Linked DNA regions of Homo sapiens: region 1 is linked to region 2. Evidence: chromatin contacts called from ENCODE POLR2A ChIA-PET data. All regions are on one chromosome and are shown on one strand. The core of a region is the stretch at or near the end of the contact, and the rest is flanking DNA. Distances in the headings are between cores, read along the strand shown.

What was found. ChIA-PET counts read pairs that join two places held with the same protein, here RNA polymerase II (POLR2A).
Region 1: POLR2A ChIA-PET joins it to region 2 with 10 read pairs in AG04450. The contact joins the enhancer-like site here to the promoter of TAMALIN in region 2. POLR2A ChIA-PET finds 5 or more read pairs at or near these places in 3 of 52 experiments (AG04450, GM10248 and WTC11).

The regions. Positions count from the first base shown.
Region 1 is chr12:52,951,995-52,958,969 of GRCh38, reverse strand. It overlaps KRT18 (keratin 18), which reads right to left. Exons shown (of 7, transcript NM_000224.3): 6 at 6,628-6,851; 7 at 6,064-6,248. The coding sequence ends at 6,128. Among named protein-coding and RNA genes, the nearest start is that of KRT18, 6.4 kb to the right of the region's middle. RefSeq lists cis regulatory regions at 6,754-6,787, 6,645-6,825. Within about 2 kb of position 4,714, at least 2 of the 41 ENCODE cell types and tissues checked have a DNase peak (open chromatin) inside an H3K27ac peak, as active enhancers do.
Region 2 is chr12:52,002,018-52,008,765 of GRCh38, reverse strand. TAMALIN (trafficking regulator and scaffold protein tamalin) reads right to left here and starts at 1,820. Exons shown (of 8, transcript NM_181711.4): 1 at 1,501-1,820. The coding sequence starts at 1,746. It overlaps TAMALIN-AS1 (TAMALIN antisense RNA 1), which reads left to right and starts at 1,111. Exons shown (of 1, transcript NR_146770.1): 1 at 1,111-2,516. RefSeq lists enhancers at 392-1,077, 2,705-2,764, 2,450-3,136 and a silencer at 1,850-1,999.

The DNA of each region.
Region 1 (6,975 bases), core at 3,465-5,964, 950 kb before region 2:
AGGCTGAGGCATGAGAATTGGGAGGTGGAGGTTGCAGTGAGCTGAGATCGTGCTATTGTACTCCAGCCTGGGTGACAGAGCAAGACTTGTCTCAAAAAAAAAAAAAAAAAAAAAAAAAAGAAAGAAAAAAGAAATAAAAAAGAGTGGAACAAAGACAGCAGCAACATTTCCTTCCCTGGAATTCTGTAGATTCCTGTACCATTGAAAAGTTAACAATCGGCCGGGCGTGGTGGCTCACGCCTGTAATCCCAGCACTTTGGGAGGCCGAGGCGGGCGGATCACGGTGTCAGGAGATCGAGACCATCCTGGCTAACACAGTGAAGCCCCATCTCTACTAAAAATACAAAAAAATTAGCCGGGCATGGTAGCGGGCGCCTGTAGTCACAGCTACTTGGGAGGCTGAGGCAGGAGACTGGCGTGAACTTGGGAGGCGGAGCTTGCAGTGAGCCGAGATCGCGCCACTGCACTCCAGCCTGGGCGAGAGCGAGACTCCGTCTCAAAAAAAAAAAAAAAAAAAAAAAAAAAAAAAAAGGAAAGTTAACAATCCTTCCCTGCTTTCTTTGTAATTAGTAATAAGTAATTCAGAAGGTATAAAAGGACACACAATGTAAAGTAGTCTTCCTTCCCCCTTGTTTCCCCCCTACCAATTTCTCTCCCCGGAGGCAATCACGAATTCCAATTTCCTGTCTCCTTGTAGAGATGTTTGCATGTACAAGGGTATATACATATGAGTTGCTTTTTTCCCTCAAATGGCACTATATGCCATTCTGTATCTTCCAGTACCATTTATTAATTTTATCATCTGGGTTGGGTTGCACTTTGATAGAGAATGGATAAAATAGGACTGATATAATATGGAACAGATGACTCCATGTTATAACCTTGGGATTGATAATTTTAACCTTTGGTGCTTGGGGGACAAAATAGGCTGCCCCTCAGTCATCTTCCCATGCTGGGGAATGAGTAGGATTGTTCCAGAGGCCTCGGGATTTTCCAGCAGTGCGCTGTTTAAAATAGGCACAGCCAGCCTGGCACAGTGGCTCACACCTGTAATCTCAGCACTTTGGGAGGCCGAGGCGAGCGGATCATGAGGTCAGGAGTTCAAGACCAGCATGACCAACATGGTGAAACCCTGTCCCTACTAAAAATACAAAAATTAGCCAGGCGTGGTGGCGTGCACCTGTAATCCCAGCTACTTGGGAGGCTGAGGCAGGAGAATCACTTGAACCCAGGAGGCGGAGGTTGCAGTGAGCCAAGATCGCACCACTGCATTCCAGCCTGGGTGACAGAGTCTCATAAATAAATAAATAAATAAATAAATCTGACACAACCATAACCTGAATCAGGAAGGAATGTCATGCTGCAAACCCCAGGTACAGCTTGGGTCTGGCCCCCAACCTTGCCTGCCTATTGGAGTCACCTAGGGAGCTTTTCAAACATTTGCCCTGAGTCCTGCCCTCCAAACACCTGAATCAGAATCTCTGGTGCTGGGACCCAGGCCTCAGTATTGTTTGTAAAGCTTCCCGGGGATTCTATTGTGCAGCCCGCACAGTTAAGTTATAGCACACAGAGGAAAGACCTGCGGACTGGGAACCTGGAGATGTGGTTCCTGCTTTAAGCTTCCAGCTCTGTGACCTCAGACAAGTTGCATGATGCCTGTGGACCTCAGTATCCAACTCTCAGAGCCAGAGCCAATAATACCCACAGCCTTGCATACCTCACAGGATTGTAATGAGGATCAAATGCATAAGCACCCTGGGAACTGTGAGACATTGTCTAATGGGAGGGCTAATCGTATCAGGTGCATCGTCTTGGATTACTCTGATCAGCTTGACTCAGCTGCAAGTACTGCTCAGGCTCCCCAGGGACTTCCTGTTTTACCTTCAGTCAGCTGCGCATCCTATAACGTTGGCTGGTGTCTGTTTTTTGCAAAAACAAAGCTACTAAAGATCAAGATGGCCAGGCACGGTGGCTCACACCTATAATCCGAGTACTTTGGGAGGCCGAGGCAGGTGGATCACGAGGTCAGGAGTTCAAGGCCAGCCTGATCAACATGGTGAAAACCCCGTCTCTACTAAAAGATACAAAAAATTAGCTGGGCATGGTGGAGGGTGCCTGTAATCCCAGATACTCAGTAGGCTGAGGCAGGAGAATCGCTTGAACCTGGGAGGCAGAGGTTGGAGTGAGCCAAGATCGTGCCATTGCACTCCAGCCTGAGCGACAGGGTGAGACTCTGTCAAAAAAAAAAAAAAAAGAAAAGAAAAAGCTTTTAGGCTGGGCGTGGTTGCTCATGCCTGTAATCCCAGTACTTTGGGAGGCCAAGGCTGGTGGATTGCCTGAGCTCAGTTCGAGGCCAGCCTTGGCAACACGGTGAAACCCTGTCTCTACTAAAATACTAAAAATTAGCTGGGCATGGTGGCATGCACCTGTAGTCCCAGCTACTCGGGAGGCTGAGCCAGGAGAATTACTTGAACCCAGGAGGGAGAGGTTGCAGTGAGCTGAGATCATAGCACTGTACTCCAGCCTGGGCGACAGAGTGAGATTCTGTCTCAAAAAAAAAAAAAAAAAAAAAAAGATCAAGACATCCATTACTTAAAGACCTAGGTTAGGTTAATTAATTTGTACTCCACGCAGTAGAGTACTAAGCAGCTACTCAAATGAATGGGGCAGGTCTATGTATACTGATTCAGAAAGGTGTCCAAGATGTATTTTCATTTATTTTTATTTTTTGAGACAGAGTCTTGCTCTGTTGCCCAGGCTGGAATGCAGTGGTGGAATCTCGGCTCACTGCAAGCTCCGCCTTCCAGGTTCATTCCATTCTCCTGCTTCAGCCTCCAGAGTAGCTGGGACTACAGGTGCCCGCCACCATGCCCAGCTAATTTTTTTTGCATTTTTAGTAGAGATGGGGTTCCACTGTGTTAGCCAGGATAGTCTCGATCTCCTGATCTCGTGATCTGTCCGCCTCAGCCTCCCAAAGTGCTGGGATTACAGGCATGAGCCACCATGCCCAGCCCCGAGACGTATTGTTAAATGAAGAAAGTAGAATTTAAGAAATCAAAGCCAAGCATGGTGGCTCACGCCTGTAATCCCAGCACTTTGGGAGGCCGAGGCAGGTGGATCACAAGGTCAGGAGTTCGAGACCAGCCTGATCAACATGGTGAAACCCTGTCTCTACTAAAAATACAACAATTAGCCAGGCGTGGTGGTGGGTGCCTGTAATCCCAGCTACTCAGTAGGCTGAGGCAGGAGAATCGCTTGAACCCGGGAAGCAGAGGTGGCAGTGAGCCGTGATGGTGCCACTGCACTCCAGCCTGGGCGACAGAGTGAGACTCTGTCTCAATTAAAAAAAAATAAAAAAAGAAATCAAGATGCAGAGCTGGATAATTTTACATATATAAAACATAATGAAATGTGCTTGTATATGTCTAATTTTAAAAGGTATTTAACAGTGGTTACTTCTAGGGAGTGGAGAGGGGAGATTTTATTTTATTTAGTTTTATTTATTTATTTATTTGAGATGGAGTCTTGTTCTGTCACCCAGGCTGAAGTACAGTGGCGCGATCTTCACTCACTGCAACCTCTGCCTGCTGGGTTCAAGCAAATCTCCTGCCTCAGCCTCCCAAGTAGCTGGGACTACAGGTGTATGCCACTACGCATGGCTATTTTTTTTTTTTTTTTTTTTGAGACAGAGTCTTGCTCTGTTGCCAGGCTGGAGTGCAGTGGCTCGATCTCGTCTCACTGCAACCTCCAACTCCTTGGTTCAAGCGATTCTCCTGCCTCAGTCTCCCAAGTAGATAGGATTACAATCATGCGCCATCACGCCTGGCTAATTTTGTATTTTTAGTAGAGACAGAGTTTCTCCACTCCCAACCTCAGATGATCCACCCACCTTGGCCTCCCAAAGTGCTGGGATTACAGGCATGAGCCACCATGCCCAGCAAGATTTTAAATTTTATTTCATATATATGTGTGTGTGTGTGTATGTGTGTATGTATATATATATATATATGTATGTATATATGTATATATATACATACACACATATACACACACATATATGCACATATGTATATACACATATACACATATATACACATATACTCATATATACACATATACTCATATATACATATATACACACATATATACATACACACACATATATATATTATATATATATATTTTTTTGAGACAGAGTTTCGCTCTTGTTGCCCAGGCTGGAGTGCAATGGCATGATCTCGGCTTATTGCAACCTCCACCTCCTGGGTTCAAGCGATTCTCCTGCCTCAACTTCCCAAGTAGCTGGGATTATAGGCATGTGCCACCACACCCAGCTAATTTTGTATTTTTAGTAGAGACAGGGTTTCACCATGTTGGCCAGGCTGGTCTCGAACTCCTGACCTCAAGTTATCCGCCCGCCTTGGCCTCCCAAAGTGCTGGGATAACAGGCATGAGCCACCACACCCAGCTGCCTGGCTAATTTTTTGTACTTTTAATAGAGACAGAGTTTCACCATGTTAGCCAGGATGGCCTCAATCTCCTGACATTGTGATCTGCCCGCCTCGGCCTCCCAAATTGCTGGGATTACAGGCGTGAGCCACTGTGCCCGGCCAGCTTTTTTTTGTGAAACAGAGTCACACTCTGTTACCTAGGCTGAAATGCAGTGGCATGATCACAGCTTACTGCAACCTTTACTTCCTGGACTCAAGCAATCCTTCCACCTCAGCCTCCTGATTAAGTGGGACTACAGGTACATGTCACCATGCCTGGCTAATTTTTAAATTAAAAAAATTTTTTTTGCCTTAACCCAACATTTTAAAAATTAACCTAGGCCGGGCGTGGTGACTCACACCTGTAATCCAGCATTTTGGGAGGCCGAGGCGGGCGGATCACGAGGTCAGGAGTTCGAGACCAGCCTGGCCAACAAGGTGACACCCCGTCTCTACTAAAAATACAAAAATTAGCCAGGCATGGTGGCGGGCCCCTGAAATCCCAGCTACTCAGGAGGCTGAGGCAGAAGAATCCCTCGAACCCAGGAGGCAGTTGCAGTGAGCCCGGATCGCGCCACTGCACTCCAGCCTGGGTGACAGAGCAAGACTCTGCCTCAAAAAAAAAAAAAAAAAAAAAAAAAATTAACCTAACCTAGGTCTTTGAGTGATGGGTGCCTTGATCTTTAGTAGTTTTGTTTTGGCAAAACTGCTGCAACGAATATCTACATGTAATCATGTTGGGTTAGGGCATTTTCACACAAGTATGAAAACAGCCAAGGAAGACACAAAGTGGCATCCAATCACTCCAAAGGGTACAAGCGGGAGGATCACTTGAGGCCAGGAGTTCCAGACCAGCCTGGGCAATATAGTGAAATCCCAACTCTATGAAAAATTCAAAAATTAGCCGGGTGTGGTGGCACTGCTGGGATTACGGATGTGAGCCACTGTGCCCAGCCTCGGTTAGTTTTAAGATGCCCATCCTTACCTATACGGGTGCTTACTCAGGGGCACCTCTTTCCTAGATGGGAACTTCCATGATCATTTACTCAACTTCTAGCCAGACCTCTAGCACCCTAAAAATCATATCTCCGTTGAGTGAATGAACAGAGTTGAGGGCACCATAGGTTTGGAGGATGAGTATGGCCTGGGGTTGGAGGAAAAAACTGTGGGTGGGAAGCCCTGGGCAGTGGGCCAAGGGCATAAAGCAGCAGGGTAGGGGAGGGCCAGATGTGTCTCCCTGTCTCCTCTGTCCTCTGTCTTTGGCCTAATTTCCTCCTCTGGTTCAGATTTCTGCTAATGATCAGTCAGGGACCTTTTGAACACCAGATCGCTTCAAGGCAAAGATTCCACAATTCCCTTGTAGGGATCCCCACAGCCTGTGACCCATCACATCTACTGCTCCCTCCTCTGTCTCTCAGAAGTGTTTCCAAGAATACAGATCCCTCTTCCTTCTACACCCCAATCTATATGAAACCCTCAGGGGTCAGAGGTGGTTTCTGCTGGATCAGGGATGGGACTGTTGGGTTAGGGCATTTGTGCACAATGAAAACAGCCAAAAGAAGACAAAGTGACATCCAATGAACTCTGAACTTTTTATTGGCCTCCTGCTCCCCAAAGGGTACCCTGCTTCTGCTGGCTTAATGCCTCAGAACTTTGGTGTCATTGGTCTCAGACACCACTTTGCCATCCACTATCCGGCGGGTGGTGGTCTTTTGGATGGTTTGCATGGAGTTGCTGCTGTCCAAGGCATCACCAAGACTGTAACAGAAGACCAAGCCCAAGTTATAAACAGCCCCGTGGAGTAGAAGGGAGACAAGAAAGGTAGAGGGAAAAAGCCTCCTGACCTCTACCTTTATCTCCAAATCACCCTCAGCCTCTTCCTCCAGAAAAGGGAAACTCAAGGCCAAACTTCATTTGCATACTAAGTACAGCTAGGGACAATACTTAGTTTGCTTTCTTCAAGGGGGAGACCTCTGTAACTGTTACTCCCTTGAAGACACAGGAGCACCCACGGAGCAACGGCCCAGTGCTCAGTGGATACCAGTGAACAGACACATGGGGTGCTTCCAAAAGCTCAGACTTTGGGGAGAAGTGATCTCCTGATCCCAGCACGTGTGGGTAGGAGAGCCCCACTCACTTAAAGTCCTCGCCATCTTCCAGCAGGCGGCGGTAGGTGGCGATCTCAGCCTCCAGCTTGACCTTGATGTTCAGCAGGGCCTCATACTCCTGGGCCTGGCGCTGTCCCTCTGCCCGGGTCTGTGCCAGCTCTGACTCAAGGTGCAGCAGGATCCCGTTGAGCTGCTCCATCTGTAGGGCGTAGCGGGCCTCCACCTCCCTCAGGCTGTTCTCCAAGCTGGCCTTCTGCAGGGGCACAGAGAGGAGGGGCAGGGTGAGCCCAGAGTCCCAGGACTGCTCATCCCTTCACTTTTGGAAACTTTTTTGGGCACCTGCTATGTGCCAAGTACTGGGATAAGGGATAGGAGTG
Region 2 (6,748 bases), core at 571-3,070:
CTCACCTATCAAGGTGCTCCGAGGACCTTCTGCCAGTTGGGTCTCTCCATCTAATTTCTCAGCTACAGACAGTGGCTTGGGAGGGCTGGGGTCAGGGACCCTGTCCCGAAGGGCTGGCAATCCCAGCCAGAATGTGGGGTCAGAGGTGCCAGGTCTCCTAAGGTACAGGCCGTTTCAAGGACCAGTTGTGGATCCCAGCTGCAGGTGACCAGCTGTGCCCAGCTATACCTGGGTCTCTCTCTCCATTGCCATATATTTTGTGCTTTCTGGGACAAAACATCTTAGATGTCAAACTTGTCAGCAAGTCTCACTAAAGGACCGAGACTGGGAGTTCTTTAGGGGTGGTGGTGGGGGGTGTGGAGGAAGGATGAGAGATGAAGGTTCCTGTCTCTTCAGGGTCCTTGATAAACTAAAGTAGTCTCTCACCCTCCCTAACTTTTTGGTCCTGGGAGGAGGTCCAGTCCCAGAGCAGCCCTTTTCTTTGGAGCCTGCACAGCCCAGGGCCTTTCTGTTCTGTGCCTTTGCTAACCCTCCCCCAAAGCTGCCCAAGGCAAGGAAGAGAAGGTTCAGAACCAGATTGGCCTCAGGGGTGGGGACAGTTCCCAAACGGCCAGGGAGGAAGGACTGGGCAGCACAGAGAGACCCCTTTGTCTTTCAACATGATTTTCATAAAATGCAAATTCTCAACAAGCTGTTCATTGTGTGGGGGCTAGCTGGGGGCCGGGGCGAAGGAGGGCGGCTGGGTGAGGAAAGGCCACCAGGCCCCTCTTCTTAACCTGGTGTTGTGTAGGTTCTGAGCCTCAGGTCTCCTGGGGCCAGAGGAAGAGGCTGGCAGAGGGGACTCAGAGGTGGGCGCGGCCCGCATCCTTCCTGCCCCGCGGGCGCCCTGCGACCCCTCCCACTGCGTCCGGTTCCGACAGAAGTCCAGGGAGCAGTGGCCCTCGCGCCCCGTACGTCAGACGTGGGGCCAGGCGGCAGGCCCCCAGCCCAGGAATCGGGGAGTCCCCTCGGAAGGGTGTGCTATCCGGAGTCAGCGGCTCCCCACGCACTTCCTCAGAGTGAGAACGCACGCGGCGCAGCCACCGGCCCGCTTCTCCCACCGGGGGCTCTCGGACCTTCAACTTGCCTGGGGCTGTCTCTGTCCCTCGGGCGAGGGGCTCCTGGGGACCCAGGACACCTGGCCACGGGGAGGCGGGGCATGGGGGGCAGAAAGCCAGATGGAGCGGGTAGGAGAAGGGGGGTGCTGGGAGGAGTCAAGGAGGGAGAGAGGGGGCGTGCATGGGGCGCGGAGTTAAGAGCCACCGAGCCTGGGCGCGGTGTGCAGGCGAGGGCCACGGCCTTCGCAGCAGCGGGGAACGCGGGGAGTCGAGGCACCCAGCGGGCCGGGGAAGAAGGTGGGGGACTCCGCGGACGCCGAGGAGAGGGCACTGCGGAGTCAGCAGGCCCTGTAGGGAGTCGGAGAGGGGCTGAGCAGATCCTGAAGGCGGGCGGGGGACGCACCTTTCGGCGGGGCAGGGTGCCCCCGGACACGGCGAGCGCGCGGTACAGCTCGGCAGGGTGATAGTCCTCCAGCGCCGCGTACAGCTCGTCCGCTGGGGGCCCAGGGGTGGCGGCTGCGGCAGGGGGTCCCGGGGTCGGGACCGGAGCGGCGGGCGCGACTTCCGAGTCGGGAGTCCGGGCGGCGGGGTCCGGGGTGGCCGCCGCCTCCTCCTTCTGCTGCAGCTTCCTGAGTCGGCGGAGGGTCATGGCTCCGGCGCCGGACGCCCCTCAGAGACGGCGCTGGCTCCCCTCGGCGGGGCTGGCGGCGGCTGGGGGATGCCAGCCGGGCGGGCCGCGGGTCGCCTCCCTTTATAGGCTCCGAGAGCGGGGCGGGGTTGGGGGCGGGCGGGGAGCTGCCTCGGGTGGCCTCGCCCCCAGCACGGAGGACCCTCCCCGCGAGGCGCCGCCGCCCTGGAGCCCCGCCCACGGCGCTCGACGGCCGGGGAAACTGCGGGAGCTGGGCGCTCAGTGGGGGAAAACGAGCCGCGGACGCGAAGGGGCGGGATGAGGCCCCCGGGGCGGGGCTCGGGGCTCGGGGCTGCGTGATACCTGGAGGGGTCTGTGAAGGGACATTGCGCAAGGTTTGAAATTTAGGGACGAATAGCTCTGGCGATTCATGGAGTGGGGCACGGTAAGAGGTCACTGTAAGAAGCCTGGGGAGTCGGGGAGGTAGGGAGAGTCACGGAGATCCAAGGGGCTGCAGGAGACTCCAGGGCAGGGAGAGCGGCAGCGGGGCTGCGCAGGAGTAGGGGTGGAGGCCCGATGGAGGAGGGAGGAGACTCCCTGAACTCACTGCGCAGAAGCCCCCAGGGAGGGAGAGGGCCCAGGATTTTCCCTTGACGCAGCTGCCCCAGAAGAGCTGAAAGAGGCTGCCCCCTGTTCGCACGTCTAGGAAGAAGGGAAGAGGTGGAAACCCTGAAAGCAGTAGGCTTAGTTCTGGCCTGTCCCCTCCAAGGGGCTTGAGTGATCCCTGCTGGCAACACCTTTCCTCAGCTCCTGATGCCGGGGTCAGATCCCCCTTCCCAGGAGACAGACGCTTACTGTGGACTTGACTCAGGAGGTTGGGATGAGCCCAGGCTGAGTGGGAGTTCAGGGCTGGGGGGATGGCCATGCTCAGCCGTTCTCTGACCCCATCTTAGGGACCATCCCCCAGGCTGTTACCATGGCTGCCAGGCGGTAGGAGAGGCGGGAATGGCCCAGCCGAAGTCTCTGTCGTCAGTGGTGCCCGAATAAGAAGTGAGAGGAGGAAGTGGAAGGCAGCGTCTGGTGTCTAAAGAGCGGCTAGCCACCACAGGGCGTCAGCAGCACAGGCTGGGGACTCCATGTCCCAACACCCATCGGCCAAGAAGCAGAGGCGGCAATGCGGTGCCCTTGTCTGTCCCCTCCCTCCTCCCCCAGTCTTCCCAAATCTGTTATGCCTTCACAGTTAACATTTATTGAGCACTTAGCATGTGCTATGCACACTGTTTGTTCTGTGTGTCCTTTTACATACATGCATTAACTCACTTGGTCTTCATAACAACCCTACGAAATAAGCACCATTATCCTCCCTTACAGATGAGGAAACTGAGGCCCAGAGAAGATAAGTAATTTGCCCTAAGTCACTCAGCGGCAGAGCTGAGATTCAAAGCCAGGCAGCCTGGTTCCAGAGCCTGCAATCTAACCACTCTGTGATGTTGTCCAACATTTAAGCCCTGCTGTGTGCCAGGTACTGGCTGGGCACTGGGGTTACAGAGGCTCTTGGCCTGGTAGGGAGTGGTACCTTGCACATGTGCTGTGTTAGACACGTGGCATAAGGAGCACAGAGGGGCAATGGCCACGTCCACCTGCGAGGCCAGGAAAGACTTTCTGCCTCCTGCCTGTCTCAGTTCTTGCGCCTGGCTCAGTCTTCTTCTCTAGTCTCCTTGACTCTGTGTTCTCCTCCCCACCCCCAGTCCTCTAGGCCCCCATCCCCTACAAGAGGTGTGGGTGGAAGAGGGTGCTTTTCCGCCCCTCAGTGATTGCACAAGTCCAGATGGCAGGATGCTTGTTGGGTGGGGGGCCGGGGTGGATTGAGGACTGCCAGGAGCTAAGAGGTAGCTCTCTTAGTGCCTTCTTCTCCCTCCTCCCACCTCCCGCCTTGGCACCACCAAGTGGCCATCAGCTGAGGGGCCGAGGGGGTGTCAGTGGGGAAACATGGGACTCTATTGTGAAGCATTAGCACAGATGGACCCCAGGACCGTCTGTTGCCTGCTCCTGACAGACAGCATCTGTGGGGGGTGGGAGGGGGAGACGCAAAGCGGAGAGGCAATGATGTATATTCCATTCATTCCATTGCTTATCCCCAAAGGGACCCAGCAAAAGGGCATCTTGCACAACCTCCTCTGTGAAGGAGCCACCCCAGCTATCACAGAGGGTTACCTAATGGACATGTCTCCTTGCCTGAAACCTGGAGAAGTGGATGCCACAGGTGTGGCACAGCCCCTGTGTCTAACAGCCTGTGGAGCCAGTCATCCTTCAGCTGACGTGGAGGCAGACTTCCCCAGTTTATGTAGGGCAGTCCACCTCCAGGCCTCCAAGTGAGTGAACACCACCAGAGGACTGAAATTCGCACCTTGTTTCCTCCTCTTGCTAGGCAGAAAGCCCTAGAGAACCCCAGAGTAAGGGTGGGCCCAGGAAATGCAATTTTTATCAAGTTCTTTGTGTGATTCCTTAAATCCTGGGATTTCAGAGCCAGAAATGGCCTTATGGTCTGGAAAGGATACCGTATGGTCCAAGCCCTCATTTAACAGAAGCAACTGAAGCCAGAGAGAGAAAGACAGAATCATAACAGGGACTAGAACCCACTAGAACCCAAGTCTCTTGACTCCAGAGACTGTTTAATTCAGCTGCTGGTAGCTCCCTGAGAGCTCAGAGATCCCTGCCTGCTTCCTCCTCCCAATTTCCCCAGTTTCTCCAAGGAGGGGCCCCTGGAGCCCAGGATGCCATACTGTGGAGTGGTTATGCCCTCTGGTGGCCATGAGTCTCGGGGGAAAATCTTCAAGCCAGGCGGAAAGGCTGGAAGACTCCACCTGGAATCCCAGCCCTGTTTCAGGATCCCCCACGGCTCCTCTTCCTCCCAAGAGGGCACAACTGGGATGCCAAGCTCCACTTTGGTCACTGAATTCTGGAATCTCACAGCTGTCAGTTAGGAAGTTTTTTGCATCAAAGCTGCTTCTGCTGCAGGTGAAATTCAGCAGGGAGAAGGCAGGCAGCTGGCGGGCTTTGTTGGTGCACTAACCTTCGCATGCCAGGCAGTATATATGAGGCCTCTAAAGCTTTGCCTTCAACTCTCCACAGCTTTCTCCTAAGCTTGAGTCTCTTGGCTAGCATCTGTTCTCATCCTATCCTCTGCAGCCCTTTAAAGCTTGGGCGGTGGGGGAAGCATTCTGCACACCACCTGCAGCTTCATACCAGGATACGTCCCCCTCCTCCTCCCTCCAGGAAGCCTCCCCACAAAACCTCCACCGCTCTGGCTCCTCAGACATCTGTACTCAATCTGTACCTTCTTCCCAAGCCAGCCTCTCTCAGAATGAGCTCTCAGGTTTCCCTCCCTCTGCTCTGCCTGCCCTGGCTCCTGACACTCGTGGCTGGCCTGGGGTGGGGGATTAGACAGTGGGGGCCCAGCTAAAGGACAAGGCCTAGGTAACACCCCTTCTCTTCAGGGCAACCCCTCGCCTGGCTATGTAACAGTCAGCAGCCCCCCATGGAGGAAATTGGGAGAGCTGAGTCTTCCACTGAGCAGCTTAAGCTCTAGGGTACCATGATGAAGTCAGAGCACTAGGGGCTAGTGCTGGCCCCTCTGGAGTCTGACCTAAGTCTCAGAGCTCTAACATGGGCCTTGTCCATCAGTGGGGCCCGGAACTGGCAGAGATGAATAGTTTACTGGGAGTTCCTCACTGGGTACTGTCACTGCTCCTAAGCTGGGGAGGTGGGGGGGAAGAGGGCCTGGGGCCCTGGCTCTCTGGTCTGTCAGGAATGAGGGGCTGGGCCCCCAGTTGCATGACATCACCTCTTGTGGGCGGTGGACAGCTGGTGGGCAGCTGACTGGGCGGGGAGTGGCTGTTTTTCTTCGTGGCTCCTACTGCGCGACCATTTCCATGGGACAGTGTCTGTGCATGTTCGGGGACCTAGAGAGAGAATCTAGCAGTATGGTTGATCTGGCACAGTCCAAAGATCTGATCCCAGGGGGTCTTGGAGTAGGATCAAGGTAGATGTTGCAGTTTATTTGCATTGAATGTTGGTGGTCTCTGGGTCTAGTCCTGTTCAAAGGCCAGGGACCATCTGGCCTCTTGGATGAAAATGGCAGGGCATCTCTGGCATGAACGGGTTAGAGTGGCAGAAGAAAGGAAGGTTAAGTCTCCAGGTTTCCTACAGCATCTGCACACAACTCCTAAGACACAGGGTATGTGTTATCTTACCCGGCCTCATTTCAGAACAGGTGCATATAGTGAAGAGAGAAAATGGCAGTTCTTAGGGCCCTAGACTGCCCACATCTCTTTCCGCTTGGCAAACACACTTGCTCTTTCATCCCTGGTTCCCTCCTAGGGGACAGTGTCGTGCACCAACCCCCTAACCCCCAAACACATATGCGGAACTGCCAGGCTAAGATTCTCTCTTTTACTCCAAACTGAAGTCAGCTTTCCTCTTTCCCTCACCATTCACATCTGATTATGCCCCAAACCTGAGTATTCTACCCACTGTTTCTCCTGCTGTTCTTCCCAGCTTCTTCCCTTTTTTTTTTTTTTTTTGAGACGGAGTTTCGCTCTTGTTGCCCAGGCTGGAGTGTAATGGCGCAATCTTGGCTCACTGCAACCTCCGCCTCCTGGGTTCAAGCGATTCTCCTGCCTCGGCCTCCCACGTAGCCAGGATTACAGGCACGTGCCACCACGCCCGGCTAATTTTGTATTTTTAGTTGAGACGAGGGTTCACCATGTTGGTCAGGCTGGTCTCGAACTCTTGACCTTGGGTGATCCGCCCGCCTCTGCCTCTGACAGTGCTGGGATTATAGGCATGAGCCACCACACCCGGCCCTTCCCAGCATGTCTTTCTTTTTTTTTTTTTTTTTTTTTTGAGACGGAGTCTCACTCTGTCGCCCAGGCTGGAGTGCAGTGGCGTGATCTTGGTTCACTGCAAGCTCCGCCTCCCAGGTTCAAGCGATTCTCCTGCCTCAGCCTCCCAAGTAGCTGGG